Regions from separate parts of the Homo sapiens genome. Here region 2 is linked to region 1. The links are chromatin loops, found by intact Hi-C in ENCODE. Cell type or tissue: mammary epithelial cell. All regions are shown on one strand. Links, peaks and the distances in the headings refer to the core of each region. The heading gives the core; the rest is flanking DNA.

What was found. A loop is a pair of places that touch in the nucleus more often than their neighbours do. Peaks named below come from ENCODE experiments on the same cell type or tissue, not always from the same donor. Only the 100,000 strongest peaks of a DNase experiment are listed, where the experiment ranks them.
Region 2: it touches region 1 in a loop (7-fold over the local background); 1 of 110 quality-filtered maps calls a loop at or near these places.

What each region holds. Positions count from the first base shown.
Region 1 is chr20:19,910,998-19,919,336 of GRCh38, forward strand. The region is part of intron 3 of RIN2 (Ras and Rab interactor 2); the gene reads left to right. Among named protein-coding and RNA genes, the nearest start is that of NAA20, 100 kb to the right of the region's middle. RefSeq lists enhancers at 955-1,004, 4,486-4,555. In mammary epithelial cell, for the core only: no CTCF peak of the experiment used is centred there; a DNase peak (open chromatin) is centred at 3,384; H3K27ac peaks cover 2,220 bases.
Region 2 is chr20:19,838,569-19,846,907 of GRCh38, forward strand. All of the region lies in intron 2 of RIN2 (Ras and Rab interactor 2), which reads left to right. Among named protein-coding and RNA genes, the nearest start is that of RIN2, 84 kb to the left of the region's middle. RefSeq lists an enhancer at 1-312. In mammary epithelial cell, for the core only: no CTCF peak of the experiment used is centred there; no DNase peak of the experiment used is centred there.

The sequences.
Region 1 (8,339 bases), core at 313-8,312:
GTCATTCTCTTTCTACACACACATACACACACATATGCAGAATTATATAAATATGTAAATTTTTTTTTTTGAGACAAAGTTTCACTCTTGTTGCCCAGCCTGGAGTGCAGTGGTGCAAACTCGACTCACTGCAACCTCTGCGTCCCAGTTTCAAGCAATTCTCCTGCCTCAGCCTCCTGAGTAGCTGGGATTACAGGCATGCACCACCTTGCCCAGCTAATTTTTTAATTTTTTTAGTAGAGACAGGATTTCACCATGTTGGCCAGGCTGGTCTCGAACTCCTGACCTCAGATGATCTGTGCGCCTTGGCCTCCCAAAGTGCTGGGATTACAGGCGTTGAGCCACCGCGCCTGGCCCAAATATGTCAATATTTTACATAAATAGATAATTTTGTCTCTATATAGCTACATATGTAGTCTGTTTTCTGAACCATCTGAAAATACATTGGAGACACACCTGCGACCACACCACCTTATCTCTAAATCCTCCTTGTGTATTTCTGAGGAACAAGGACATTCTCTTGCACAAACAGTAAGTAAAAGACACAAGCCAAAAAGCTATTATACACACACTGATAACACTAATATAACACTCCTCTCTAACCCACAGCTCATTTTCAGAGCTTGTTCATTGCTCTGGTCATGTCCTTATACTATTTCTTTTCCTATTTCTTTGCCTCACTGCATTTAGTTGTCATGATTCTTTGGCCTCCAAATGGTCCTGTCTCACTCATTTCATTCCGTGAATTTTTGCTTCAGTGTCACATACATGCAGAAAGTGCTCACGTCAATATCCAGCTTAGTGAATTTCCACAAAGTCAACATACCTGTTACTGGCTTTGAATGGCATTTGTATGTGACATTTTTTACAAAATGAATCTCTTTGTTATCAGAATAGGTGAATCGCGTGGGTGAGCCCAGCGTACAGATGTGCAGCCAGCCATGGCTATGGGTCCACAAGACAGGGGCTGTCTGTGGTTTTGATGGAAGGATCTACAGGGCTCCCTTTTAGTTCAGGTTTTACTTCCTGGCCCTGTGGACTCCTGTGGCCTCTTCTACCCATTTCAGAGTAGCCATTTGATGTGTTTTCATAATTGAATTAAGCTAAACATGAAAAGCAGATTCTAAAACTCAGCCTTAACTCCAGGACTCCTCAAGTACACGTCAACTGGACCCAGACAAGTTTCTCATCTGAGTCAAAATGCTGTGACCCAGAACAGGGAAAGGGCTTTCACATAGACACATTTCATATGAGCATTGCTTAAAGACACAAAGGAAGGAAGCCTGGGGTTCAACTGTGCTCTCACCACCCCAGAACCTGATTTGGTCTCCTGCTGCAGGTCCATGCTTTTTACCAGGCCAGACCCCTCTCCAGGGGCATCTCAGCCAGTTCACCTGGCTCCAGGAGGCCTGTTCCCATCAGGAAAAGCCCCTGCATCCATTGCTGGGATGGTCATTTCTTTTTTCTTTTTCTTTTTCTTTTTTTTTTTTTTTTTTTTGAGATGAAGTCTCACTCCCATCGCCCAGGCTGGAGTGCCATGCTGCGATTTCGGCTCACTGCAACTTCCGCCTCCGGAGTTCAAACGATTCCACTGTCTCAGCCTCCCAAATAGCTGGGATTACAGGCGCCTGCCACCATGCCCAGCTAATTTTTGTATTTTTAGTAGAGACGGGGTTTCACCATGTTGGCCAGGCCAGTCTCAAACTCCTGAGCTCAAGTGATCCACTCGCCTCAGCCTCCCAAAGTGCTGGGATTACAGGCGTGAGCTACCACGACCACGCCGGGATGGTCATTTCTAACCACCTTTTTGGGTGAACAGCAGGTTTTTCTTCTCCATCCTGAATGTTTGATGTCACTAGGAAATGGAAAACCCCGGGGTGTGGGAAAGGCACAGCTGAGGAAGCTGCATGTTGTCCACAGCATCAAGAGGTGCCATGAGCGTGCGGTGCACAGGCTGAGCCTCAGTCCATGCGCATGGGTCCAGAGAAAGTGCTGCGAGGTCCTCTTCACAGTTAGGGCCCTCCTGGGCTTTGCCTCTGATTACTGTCATTTTCTTGGAGGAGCCCAGAATTTAGAAGCTGGAGATGGGTTCGTATAGATCATTTTCTCAAGAGAAGGTCTCCATGACATATATTCATAAACAAAAAGAAACTCTTCTACCTTGTTTTCTATGAAGTTATTTTCTAGGGATTCTGTTTTGTTGTCGTTGTTCACACTGTAGCTCTCAGATCTTACTGTTTTTTTTTTAATTGTGATAAAGCATACATAACATAAAATTTACCATTTTAAGCATTTTTAACCATGTTTTTTAAGCTCACCATTTTAAGCACTTTAGTGATGGTGTCTCACTGTGTTGCCCAGGCTGTTCTCAAACTCCTAGGCTCAAGCCATCTTCCTGCCTTGACTTCTGAAAGTGCTGAGATTACAGACATGAGCCACCATGCCCAGTCACATTTTAAACATTTTTAAATGTACAATTCTGTGGCATTAAGTACATTCATATTGTTGTGCAACCATCACCACCATCCATTTCCAGAACTCCTTTCATCTTGCAGAATTGAAACTCTATCTATTAAATAATTCCCCATTCCTCCTTTTCCTCAACCCCTGGTAACTACCCTTCTGCTTCCTGTTTCTATGAGTTTGACTCCTCTCGGTACTTCCTACAAGTGGAATCATACAGTGTTTGTCCTTCTGTAACTGGCTTATTTCACTTAGCTTAATGTCCTCAAAGTTTATCCTTTTTGTAGCATATGTTATAATTTTCTTCCTTTTTAAGGCTGAATAATATTCCATTGTATGAGAAGACCACATTTTGCTTATTCATTCATCCATCAGCGGACACTGGGTGCTTCTACCTTTTGACTGTGGGAAATAATGCTGCTATGAATGTGGATTAGAACCTGTTTTTAAGGAAGATTATTTTTTTCTCTTGCCCCGAATAAAAATATTAAAACCTATGTGATTAAGGGGGCCCATCTGCCCATAGGCATATGCACACGTGCGTTGTGATGGGGTGCGTGTGAAGTTGAATCTGAATTTTGTGAAATGCAACTACCAGAGTTTGCGGTCTAGGAGAGCCAGGTGGCTTTAATAACAGTATTATCAGTTCAGTGATCAGACGGGCTTACTGAGATGTCAAGTGAGTTAGATCAAGCAAACTAGTTGTCAGGGTTACTACTGTCTTTAACCACTCACCTGATGCTTGTTTCTTATTGTCTGTCTCATTTTTTCAGTCACATTGCAAGCCTTTTGGGGGATAGAAATAATATCTTATGCTTCTTTTGGTGTCTAGTTAGGCTATTACCCTAAAGGTAGCAGGTCTTCAATAATGTTGACAATGGTGTGAGTTGACAATGACTCACACCAAATTTGCCTGTCTGCACACGCTCTGCATTGTTCTGTGGTGTTCCTGTATGACTTTCCCAGTATGTACTTTCCCACCATCAGAAGGACATTGCATCAAAAAAATTTGCATTAAACAGTTGCTGCTCTCGTGTTTGAAGCTGGGCAGCTGAATTAAATTAGTGAATCGATGTGTTAATCAATTGCAAGAGCCAAATTTAACAAATATAAACTCAGCACCCACTATGTAGCCAGCTGGACGAGACACTGGATATACCGACCTGGGAAAGAATTGGTCTTGTGGTTGGGGCTCTCACACTCCAGTGGAACCTTGTTCACAGTGTGGTCTGCCCGTCAGCCATGGAGTTTGCTAAAAATGCAGACTCTCAGGCCCTACGGAATGCCTCTGAATCAGAACCTGCACCTTCACCAGGTCCCTAGGTCATGCGTGTGCACATTCCAGTTTGAGAAACACCAGTCTTGTGAATGTTATCCTGTTAGCTATATCCTAAATGATAACAAAGGGTGTTTTGTGTGTGTCAGGGAGAGATGAGACTAAGGTGGCACTGGGAAACTGTGCCCAGTTCTGGTCACTACAACCTCAATGAGAGCAGAACAGCACAAGAGACCCCTCTGTGGCCATTCCCTAAGACCTTCGGGATGACAGCAGTGCAGCTGGGAGAAAAGGCCCTACGGGTAGTGAAGGTATCTGACTGCCTAAGATGGAGCGAATCCCAGCAGGGATTTCCTGCTCTGAATTTATAGTAAAAAGAAAAACATTGTTTGGGTTCCTCCAGTAGCAGAGACAGAATACGAATGCAAGTAGTCTATTCTGTGTTGAGTGATCACAGAAAGTTCATGTGGGAGAGTAGGGGAGTGAGACAGGAAGGGGAGGCAGCCAATACATGGTGCAATCCCACTGGGGACCTCTGAGAGACTGTGTGGGGGCATCCAAGTTGTTCCACATAAGAGCGAGGCAGCTGGGGTGTTTGTGCACCCACTGCCATCCCTCCTTGGCTGAGGGCTGCCCTGGGGTATTAACTCCCCAGCACTGTGGTCTGATCTGCTCAGCACTCACTCCCAGCCACAGAGCTTCCTCAGCTGTGGGCAGAGACTTCCAGGTGCCTGCAGTAGAGCCATCACAACAGAAGAAAACGGTGACTTCCAAGGGTTGTGGGCAGAGCACTCACAGTCTCTGCTCCATGTGTCCCATCTGGATTAAGAAGTCAAGGGTGTCTCAGCAGATGTCCGCATCAGAGCGCAGGTTCCAAATGAGGAACAAACCTTTGCATTTCAGTAAATTTCAAATCTTAGTGACTCATCCCCTCAGAGTAACTAATCATCTTCACAAGACCGAAAATGGCTGAGCTTCATATTTGCTTATAATCCAAATTCCCTTTTCATACCCACTCTGCTCTCTTCCTTCCCTAAACCAACTCTATGTGCTCAGAGGACACTGACAAGCTCAATTTACAGAAAATTTTTTGTCATTTTCTGTTTCAAAATTTCCCTTCTGATATTGCATGCTACAGATTCATCTCCCCTATCCAATTCCTTTCACTGTGAACCCTTACTCCATTCTTTCCTGTTTTGTTTTTTAATTAAAACTGAAATTCTGGCCGAGCGCTGTGGCTCACGCCTGTAATCCCAGCACTTTGGGAGGCCGAGGCGAGTGGATCACGAGGTCAAGAGACCGAGACCATCCTGGCCAACATGGTGAAGCCCTGAATCTACTAAAAATACAAAAATTAGCTGAGTATGGTGGCACGCGCCTGTAGTCCCAGCTACTCGGGAGGCTGAGGCAGGAGAATCGCTTGAACCTGAGAGGCGGAGATTGCAGTGAGCTGAGATAGTGCCATTGCACTCCAGCCTGGTGACAGAGTGAGACTCCATCTCAGAAAAAACAAACAAACAAACAAAACTGAAATTCCAAATACAGCAGTTACTGTCCCCAGGAACACTGCTTTAAGTTTGCATTTCTTTAAGAGTTTGGGGGCTGGGTGTAGTGGCTCACGCCCATAATCCTAGTACTTTGGGAAACCAAAGCGGGAGGATTGCCTGAGGCCAGGAGTTTGAGTCCATCCTGGACAAACTAGCGAGATTCCATCTGTACAAGAAATAAAAATATTAGCTGGGCGTGGTGGCACACACCTCTGGTTCCAGCTACTCAGGAGGCTGAGTTGAGAGGATCGCTTTAGCCTGGGAGCTCAAGGCTGCACTCCAGCTCCAGCCTGGGCGACAGAGTGAGATCCTGTCCAAAAAATAAAAAATAAAGAGTTTTGCAGACCACTGCTCCCCAGAAATGATCATCAACAGAAAGCCCTAAAGCCAGTAGGTTTGGGGAACCCCGCATACTTTATTCACTCCCTGGAGACCAACCCTGGACATCAGCATCTGAAAAGTTCTGAGGAGTCTTCAGTGACCTCATTTTATCGAATGTTTAATGTGCTTCCACTGTTGTTCGAGCAGTAGTGTTTGTATTGAAATCGTGCCTGTTCACATCCTACACTGCTTGTGTTGGGTGGAAACCACTTGGGGAGATGCTGCTTGATATACAGATCCTGGCTCCATCTGTGCATTTGAAATTCATAGGCATCTGGAGACAGTGGCATAGAAGCAGTGGGCGCAGGAAAAGTACAACTCAGAGTTTACAACGAGAAAAAGTGAAAACCACCTGACACATAGCTAATGTTTTAGAATGAAAAGTGACTTCCATTCCAATTGAAGTCAGCCCCTGCTGTGTAATTAAGCAGATATTTAAAAAATTTAAAAAAAAAAAAGGCAGGCGGAGTGGGTAAGGTACGACTCCAAATGGCAAAGCCCCAGCTTCAGGGAGGGAGAGGGCCCAGGAGTGAGGAACATAATTAAATAGCTGTGCCACGGTCATCCACCGAATGCCTTATTTCCTTTGTTTTACCAAGAATTGCACCAACCAAGTGATCTGTTGCCAGCCTTCCATATGGCAAATGTAAGCACCTGTCCAGAGTACTAAATGGCTGAGCCCAGGAGCTCCAGAGGAAACTTGTCTGATTGCTCTGCTGCCAATTCCAGGCTCTCTGTTAATTCCATCCATCAAATTATTCTTTTTCTTCTATTTTTCCTAAAATGATAATAGTTATTTTTACTGTGAAATTTAAAAAGTGTAAAGAAGAAAAGAGACCTAAATTGTACCACCTCTAATCACTCCACTCGGGAATGAAGCCAGTGAGCATCTTGACACTAATGCATTCAGATTTTTGTTCTGTCTGTGATTCGACTATATTATGTAAATCCATACATAAGTGCAGCCACAACTATTACTTAAGTGAGCTCAGAGAACACATACTTTTCACAACTTGTTTATTTCCACTTAATAACATATCACTATATTGATATATTGACATACAATATATCGATATATACTGTACATCTCAAGAAATATGTTTTAAAGGCGGAATCGCCTTTTAAAGGCGGAATAGCATTCCATCATATTGGGGTACACACTTTATTTACCCAGTCCACAGCTGTTTGACATTTAGCACTTTTTCCCCTGTTCACTATCATAAATGATATTGCCCAAAGCATTCTTTTACATGTATCTGATTATTTCTTTGGGTCAATTCCTAGAAGTAGAAATGCTGAATCCAACAGTTTTCATACTTTAATGTTGATATACACATTCAGATTGTCTTCTAGAAAGAGCAAGTCATCTTTTTTCTCTAGTGCTTGTAGAAAACCCAGTGAAGACAAGTGGTAAGAAGCCAGAAATGGTAAAAGGGAAGTGAATGTGACTGTGACACCCACGCCAGTGCATTCCGGAAAGGCAAAGTGGGACAGCTGGGGGGACACCAAGTTAGAGCCAGAAGAGGCACTGGAAACCTGCTCGTCTATTTTAAGCTTAAGGAAACCAAAGGCCAGAAAGGTTAAGCAACCTCCCACCCAAGGCCAAGGTCCCATAGCTTAGATGGATAGCTGTAAACTTCAGGGATAATTTTCAAAAAACGAAAAAACGTGACTCTCATACAAATACATTGTGTGTGTGTGTGTGTGTGTGTGTGTGTGTGTGTGTGTGTCAAAGATTGATTTAACTCATTAATGAGATCAACAGGACATTAAAGCTGGCTCCAAATGGGGCAAAGATTGGGAAAGACTCAGTGGGCAAAAGAATAACACCTTAAACGAACTTTGTCATCTACTATGAGCCACTTTTGCATATCTACCTTTGAAGGTTAGAGATAAGCTTGCTATTGTCAGCATTCAACCACTTTTTGACCTTCAAACAACTCAACTTCAAAAGGTACAACCCAATACAAACCTGGCTAAAGACATAAAAGGCAATACAATTAAAACCTCTGGGGTTCTCTTTTCTACTGGACAAACATCATTTGCAATTTACAGACCTTCCAGAAGTTAGCATCTGACTTTACGGAGTCTGGGCCTTAATTAAAAAAAAAAAAAAAATCAGACAAAATACAAAATGACATCTGGGATGACACTTAGGTAGATGTGTTACGCAGAGCCCAAGTATGCCTTTGCAAGGGAATATTTTGTGCTTTATTGAAGTTGGCATAGTTATATTTGCTGTAAGAACAGCCTTTGGTGGCTGAACTATGTGTGGGAGAACAAGGTTGATATTCACGGCAAATCTACTCAAGCTACTCTCCAATGGAGTTTCTCTGAAGGCTGGGAGGCTGGAAGGCCCCGCAGTGAATTGTTGCTCTCACTTCTCATGGAGTGGGCTCCAGGCTTTGTGTTTCCCCAGGAAGCTGAGGTGGAGCAACTGTTTGCCATGTGGGAATCTGCTCTTGTCAGCCTTCCAGCTGGGGGATGACAGATGCCGTGCGAGAGTCCCGGTTATATCCAGAGAGGGTTTTAGGGAGAGCTCAGGATGCTGGAAGGCCTGCCGGTCATCTGCCAGTTTCTATTTTGTAAATTCCAGGATGCTGGTCCCCACACAGCATGTTTGTCACTAACAATGCAACCAAACAAGTCACTAATATTTGACCTATACACCT
Region 2 (8,339 bases), core at 189-8,188, 73 kb before region 1:
GGGAGGATCGTGTGTGGCTGTAGCCACTCCCTTTATCACTGGGATTCATGCTGGGGGCTGGAGCTGGCTGCTTCCAGTCAGGTCTCTTTCCCGCATGGCTACAGGAAATCATACTCCCAACTGTGGTGAAATCTAAACCAATGGCCTGGATGAGTCTTTTGCAGACAGGTTTGGCACTGTTTGGATAGCTTGGCAAGTCTCTGCACACCTGCACTCCGGCGTCTATTTCTCTAGTGTGGGAAGTAACTCTGGGTGCAGGGCTGGTGCTGAGGGTACCACCGCCTCCCCACACACTGGGGTCCCCGAGACTTCACCCGAGCCTCCTCTCCAGCCCCCAAACCTCCACCCAGTGGCCTGACAACACCAGCTTGTCAGCCTGGATGGCCCGGGAGGCCTCTAGGATCATTTTAAATCCATCCATGAGTGGACCAACCTGATGATTGGGAACAGGATTCCAGCAGGACTGTTGGGTGAGATTGTTTCTGCAGTGGGAGGAGCACAAATCAGAGTCTGCGCAGCCCCAGTGCTCAGCGCCTCATGGATGTTCCCTGGCATCTGTTACGATCCCCCTGTCAGCTTTAACCTTTGCCTGACAACCATGTGGTTTCTAAGGGAGGAACAAAACCGGTGAGAAAAGCTACTGTGCACAAAGTCCCTTTTGTTGGTACGCAATTGCATAAATACTTGAGAAGGAAAATGAATAAAGGCCAGGATGGGACCTCCCTCCTCATGGCAGTGAGAATAACTTGCCCTTGGGCATGCCCTGGAACCTGCCTACAGCTTTCATGGGCTAGATCCGCCGTATCATACCAGCCACAGTGTGGCGACTGAGCAGGACCTGCTGCCCACATTTTGCAGATGAAGACATGGAAACTCGATGAGGTTCCATAACCCAGCCAAAGTCACAAAACCACCTAAGTGATGGAGTTCACCATGTCTCTGGGTCCCTGGCTTAATGCTTTTCTCTACCAGGGGCTATTTACCCACTCAGAGTCTGTTCTGTCTTAAGAGAATTGCTTGGCTAGAGAAGATCCTTTCCTTCCTTCTCTCTACCACCTCCCCCTGGAGGATCTAGTTCCACCCTTACCTCTGGTTTCTCTCCTGGGCCTTTCTTCTTGCACCTTTGCAACCCTGTACCCCTTCCCTCTCCACTTTTCTTTGTGCAATATGGCTAGCAAGGTCCTCCCCTTTCCCACTCACCCTCTGAATGAATCCTATCTAAAACACTTGGCTTCAAATCCAATGGGACATTTGAAATGTACAGTACTGACATGTTTAAAGTGAGAGTAAGCAGTATCTTTAAATCAAAAGTGCTTCTGTAAATGCAAAATTGAAACCCGCCTTTCCTGCAGCAGTAAAGCCTTAGAACTGCAAAGAATTTGAAAGAGTAGCTATTTATAAAAAATATGTTAATACATGTATTTGAGGACAATTGCCTAAAATTAATATACCAAATGATAACAGTGGTTACTTCGAGGTGGCAAGATTATCAATGTTTTTGATATTCTTCTTCCAGCTTTATTGTATTCCCTACAATGAGTAGTTATTATTTCTATAATCAAGGAAAAAGCTGAACACTTTTAGTTTTAGCCAACTCCAACCTCAAATTTCACAAACAGAGAAACAGAAACTTGGAGAGAACATTCCTGGTCACACAAAGGTTTGCCAGTGGAAGTGGGTGAGTCTGGGTCTCAGGGTTTCCTTCCCCACTCCTTTTCCCTGGTGCCACACCTTGGTAAGACAGTGGCCACGCTCAGCACTGCATACTTGGGCAGCAGTTTGCGGTTGGTTGGTTGTCTATCCTTACAAGGTGCCTGATTTTCACCAGCGTGACCGTGAGCAGGCAACTTGGGGAAACACAAGTTAAAAGAAAGAGTTGTTCTTATGTTCTTTTTTAAAGCGCAAACACACATTGTCATTTCCTTTCCATAGAGAGCCCTTCCCCACAGTTTATAGGAATGCCTTATCATTGTTGACATAGCCTGTTCATGGGCTTCTGTCAAGGGTAAGTCCCCATGCCCCTTAGCCAACCAGAAACCACTTCTGTTAATTGAGGAATTGTCTTTACATGCCCTTACGTTCAGTCACGCCTTGAAGTGCTGGGAGAACATCTTCATCCAGGATGGGCAGTGAGAGACAAAGCCTTGAATCCACACAGTTCCATTTCCTGGGGACCCGTAGAGCATTTTTCATGCATGTTCCACAAGCTCCTTTCATGGGCACCTCATTATGCTCAGAGTTATCCAGAGCAATTGATGAACAAATGTCTTTTCTTTCTAGGAACTCACAGATTTCAAATCTTGAAAACTGGTTAAGAGAGTTTGTTGTTGAGAGATGAGACATAACCCACATGTAAGAACGTTTCCATCATCTCCAGTGTGGACTTTTGTCTCACTTTTCTCTTTTTTCTTCGGCCTCTCTTATTCTCCAAAAGTTATCTGTTCTTTAGGGAACATTTGATCCTATGGGTCATTTTCAATCCCTCGTTAACTACCCGGCAAGGACTTTATTTTCTTTTAGAGATAGGGTCTCACTATGTTGCCAAGAGTGAGAGTGAGAGTGGCTATTCACAGATGTGAACATAGCACATTGCAGCCTCAAACTCTTGGCCTCAAGTGTTCCTTCCACCCCAGCCTCCCAAGGACAGTAAAATCCTTTTGAAAAAATCCTTAGCCGAGTGAGGTGGCTACAGGCGTGAGCCACCACACTCGGTGAAGGGTTTTTTCAAAAGGACTTTACTGTGATTTTTTTGGCAGTGCTGGCTTGAACATGAATTGGCTTTTGTTCTTTCAGTTCTATTGAAGTGAATTAAATCTATAACCTCACCTGGAGTTGGGAGTAACAAACGCAGCCCCATAGATTTTGCCAGCTTATGGAATTAAAAAGGCCACCATTGAAATGACGATCTGAACCATAAAGGCAGAGTCTCCTCTTTCCCTGCTATAAAGTGTTCATGTTTATTTGGGGGATGATCCAGGCATCCACACTGTAAAGGGGCTTATCATGTGACAAAAGTGACCTTTTCAAACACTGAAACCTGTGAGAGCATCCCACAGCTGAAAATCAGGGAAGGGAACTGGGACCAATGAGAAAAAGCATTTAAGGATGCACAGGGCTAGGCTGGCTTGCAGGCAGAACTGCCCTTGTACCTACTCTGTGCAGGTCCTGCTGGGGAGCTTTGTCAATATGAAGGCTAAGTCACATGAGGAAGCTGCAGAAGAAAAGTTTGAAGCTAACAAAGTTAGTTCATGAGATTTAAGAAAAGAGGCCATCTGCAGGTGCCAGTGGAGAATCTGCAGCAAGCTGTCCAGAAGATCTAGCCAAGATAATTGATAATTGCAACTCACTACACTAAACAACAGATTTTCATTGTAGATGAAACAGCCTTTTGTTGGAAGAAGATGTCATCTACAGCTCTTATAGCTAGAGAGAAGTCAATGCTTGGCTTCAAAACATCAAAGAACAGGCTGACTCTTGTTAGGGGCTAATGCAGTTGGCAACCTTAAGTTGAAGCCAATATTCATTTATCATTCCCCAAATCCTAGAGCCCTTCATAATTAGGCTAAATCTACTCTGCCTGTGCTCTACAATTGGAACTGTAAAGCCTGTATGACAGCACATCTGCTTTTTTGTTTCTTTGTTTTTTTTGTTTGTTTGTTTGTTTGTTTGTTTGAGACAGAGTCTTGTTCTGTTGCCCAGGCTGGAGTGTAGTGGTGCGATCTTGGCTCACTGCAACCTCTGCCTCCTGAGTTAAAGCAATTCTCCTGCCTCAGCACCCCCTAGTAGCTGGGATTACAGGCACTCACCACCATCCCTGGCTTTTTTTTTTTTTTTTTTTTTTTTTTGTATTTTTAGTAGAGATGGGGTTTCGCCATGTTGGCCAGGCTGGTCTCGAACTCTGGACCTCAGGTGATCCACCTGCCTCGGCCTCCCAAAGTGCTGGGATTACAGGCGTAAGCCACTGCACCCAGCCACACATCTGTTTACAGGATGGTTTACTGAATATTTTAATCCCACTGTTGAGACCTACTGCTTAGAAAAAAATACATTTCTTTAAAAATATTACTGTTTATTGACAATGCATCTGGCCACCCAAGAGTTCTAACTGAGATGTAAGAAGAGATTCGTGTTGTTTTCAGGCCTGCTAACACAGCATCCATTCTGCAGCCCATGGATCAAGAAGTAATTTCAACTTTCAAGTCTTATTATTTAAGAACTACATTTTGTAAGGCTATAGCTGCCATAGGTAGTGATTCCTCTGATGGATCTGAGCAAAATACATTGAAAAATCTTCTGAAAAGAATTCAGCATTCTAGATGTCACAAAGAACATTCATGATTCACAGGAGGAGGTCAAAATATCAGTATAAATTGGAGTTTGGAAGAAGTTGATGCCAACTCTCATGAATGATTTTGAGGGACTCAAGACTTCTGTGGAGGAATCTGCTGCAGATGTGGTAGAAGCAGCAAGAGAATAGAATTAGAAATGGAACCTGAAGATGTCGTTGAATTACTGCAATCCCATGATAAAATTCAAATGAATGAGGAGTTGCTTCGTGCAAATGAGCAAAGAAAATCGTTTATTGAGATGGAATTGCTCCTGGTGAAGATACTGTGAACAGTGTTAAAATGACAACTAAAGATTTAGAATATTTTATAAACTTAGTTGATAAAGTAGTGGCAGGATTTGAGAAGATTACTCCAATTTTGAAACAAGTTCTACTGTGGGTAAAATGCTATCAAACAACATCACATGCTACAGAGAAATCTTTGATGAAAAAAAGTCAATCAATGTGACAAACATCATTGTTGTCTTATTTCAATAAATTGCCACAGCAACACCAACTTTCAGCAACCACCACTCTGATCAGCCAGCAGCCATCAACATCAAGGCAAAACTCTCCACCAGCAAAAAATGACAACTTGCTGAAGGCCCAGATGATCGTTAGTATTTTTCGGAGATAAAGTATTTTTACATACACAAATTGTTATTAGGTACTTAATAGACTATAGTAGAGTCTAAACATAACTTCTACATGCACTGGAAAACCAAAAACTTTGCATGACTCCCTTTATTGCAATATTCACTTTATTGTGATATCTGCTTTATTGTGGTGGTCTGGAACCAAACCAACAGTAACTCCAAGAGGTGCCTGGACTACCACAATCCACCAGCATGCGCGAATATCAACTGACAAGCAATATTGAAAAATATAGTCACTTTTCTTTAATTTCTTTTGAAAAGAACTAATCATATTAGAAGTAAAAAGTTATTCTGAAAAAAAATAACCTTTAGTCCTCAAAATGATTTCAAATAGAAACTACTGACTTTATAAAGAATACATTTTATCCTTCTATAAAACATGCAATTCTTTGACTCATTAACTATTCATAACTTTTAAAAACAACATGATTTGGGCAAATTAACAATCTTTAGAGTACAAATACCTTCAGTGGGGAAGAATAAATCTTTAATTTCAATATGATGGTAAATCATATTGAAATCCTCCAGTATGTCAAATTCCAATGCCAAAATAAGGGAGAGTAGCTCTAGAAATGATGTTGGTGGAGTGTTTTTCCAGTTTGGCTGGCAAGATTGGAAACAGTTTGTAATTTCAAGCCTGTGCTGTTGGGAGTTCCCTCATTAAACACTTCATTACCTCAGATATGTGAGGGATAAAAAAACATCACTTGCCTTTGAATCTGGGACCAACTATTCTACTAAGATATAAGCTAAAGGCTCAAAGCCCCTTAAGGTTAAACTGAAACCACTCGAATATAAACATGATAAATAATGGTGTTTAATTTTGCTACAATTTTTCCTATTGCCAATAGCATGCAACCATATTGCTTTCAACATTAGCCTATTGTAACTCAGAAAAGTCTTATTGTCCCAAAGGAATGACTACTGCAGGGGACACAAGCTCAAAAACTAGGTAGTCAAGCAAATGGGTGCATGGCTGGTGTGTGACAGGTGGGAATGGTGGAGAACATGGCCAACTAGAGAGCTGCTGCTGCTGCTGCTGCTTCTTCCTCTTCTTCTTCTTCTTCTTCTTCTTCTTCTTCTTCTTCTTCTTCTTCTTCTTCTTCTTCTTCTTCTTCCTTCTTCTTCTTCTTCCTCTTCCTCTTCCTCTTCTTCTTCTTCTTCTTCTTCTTCTTCTTCTTCTTCTTCTTCTTTTAATTATACTTTAAGTTCTGGGATACATGTACAGGACATGCAGGTTTGTTACATAGGTATACACGTGCCATGATGGTTTGCTGCACCAATCAACCTGTCATCTACATTAGGTATTTCTGCTAATGCTATTCCTCCACAGTCCCCCACCCCCCAACAGGCCCCAGTGTGTGATGTTCCCCTCCCTGTGTCCATGTGTTCTTGTTGTTCAACTCCCACTTATGAGTGAGAACATCTGGTGCTTGGTTTTCTGTTCCTGTGTTAGTTTGCTGAGAATGATGGTTTCCAGCTTCATCCATGTCCCTGCAAAGGACATGACCTCATCCTTTTTTATGGCTGCATAGTATTCCATGGCATATATGTGCCACATTTTCTTTATCCAGTCTATCATTGATGGGCATTTGGGCTGGTTCCAAGTCTTTGCTATTGTGAATAGTGCTGCAATAAACATACATGTGCATGTGTCTTTATAGTAGAATGAGTTATAATCCTTTGGGTATATACCCAGTAATGGGATTGCTGGGTCAAATAGTATTTCTAGTTCTAGATCCTTGAGGAATTGCCACATTGTCTTCCACGATGGTTGAACTAATTTACACTCCCACCAACAGTGTAAAAGCTTTCCTATTTCTCCACATCCTCTCCAGCATCTGTTGTTTCCTGACTTTTTAATGATCACCATTCTAACTGGTGTGAGATGGTATCTCATTGTGGTTTTGATTTGCATCTCTCTTATGACCAGTGATGATGAGCTTTTTTTTCATATGTTTGTTGGCCACATAAATGTCTTCTTTTGAGAAGTGTCTGTTCATACCCTTCACCTACTTTTTGATTTTTTTTTTTTTTGTAAATTTGTTTAAGTTCCTTGTAGATTCTGGATATTAGCCCTTTGTCAGATGGATAGATTGCAAAAATTTTCTCCCATTCTATAGGTTGCCTGTTCACTCTGATGATAGTTTCTTTTGCTGTGCAGAAGCTCTTTAGTTTAATTAGATCCCATTTGTCTATTTTGGCTTTTGTTGCCATTGCTTTTGGTGTTTTAGTCATGAAGTCTTTGCCCATGCCTATGTCCTGAATTGTATTGCCTAGGTTTTATTCTAATGTTTTCATGGTTTTAGGTCTTATGTTTAAGTCTTTAATTCATCTTGAGTTAATTTCTGTATAAGGTTTATGAAAGGGGTCCAGTTTCAGTTTTCTGCATATGGCTAGCCAGTTTTCCCAACATCATTTATTAAATAGGGAATCCTTTCCCCATTGCTTGTTTTTGTCAGGTTTGTCAAAGATCAGATGGTTGTAGATGTGTGGCGTTACTTCTGAGGGCTCTGTTCTGTTCCATTGGTCTATCTACCTGTTTTGGTACCATTACTGTGCTGTTTTGGTTACTGTAGCCTTGTAGTATAGTTTGAAGTCAGGTAGTGTGATGCCTCCAGCTTTGTTCTTTTTGCTTAGGATTGTCTTGGCTATACGGGCTCTTTTTTGGTTCCATATGAAATTTAAAGTAGTTCTTTCTAATTGTGTGAAGAAAGTCAATGGTAGCTTGATGGGGATAACATTAAATCTATAAATTACTTTGGGTAGTATGGCCATTTTCACGATATTGATTCTTCCTATCCATGAGCATGGAATGTTTTTCCATTTGTTTGTGTCCCCCTCTTATTTCCTTGAGTAGTGGTTTGTAGTTCTTGAAGAAGTCCTTCACATCCCTTGTAAGTTGGATTCCTAGGTATTTTATTCTCTTTATAGCAATTGTGAATGGGAGTTCACTCATGATTTGGCTCTCTATTATTGGTGTATAGGAATGTGTGTGATTTTTGCACATTGGTTTTGTATCTTGAGACTTTGCTGAAGTTGCTGATCAGCTTAAGGAGATTTTGGGCTGAGACGGTGGGGTTTTCTAAATATACAATCATGTCATCTGCAAACACAGACTATTTGATTTCCTCTCTTCCTATTTGAATATGCTTTATTTCTTTCTCTTGCCTGATTGGCCCAGCCAGAACTTCCAATACTATGTTGAACAGGAGTGGTGAGAGAGGACATCCTTGTCTTGTGCCGGTTTTCAAAGGGAATGCTTCCAGTTTTTGCCCATTCAGTATGATATTGGCTGTGGGTTTGTCATGAATAGAGATAGCACCTTCTTCTATGGGCAGGGGCACCAGTTACTC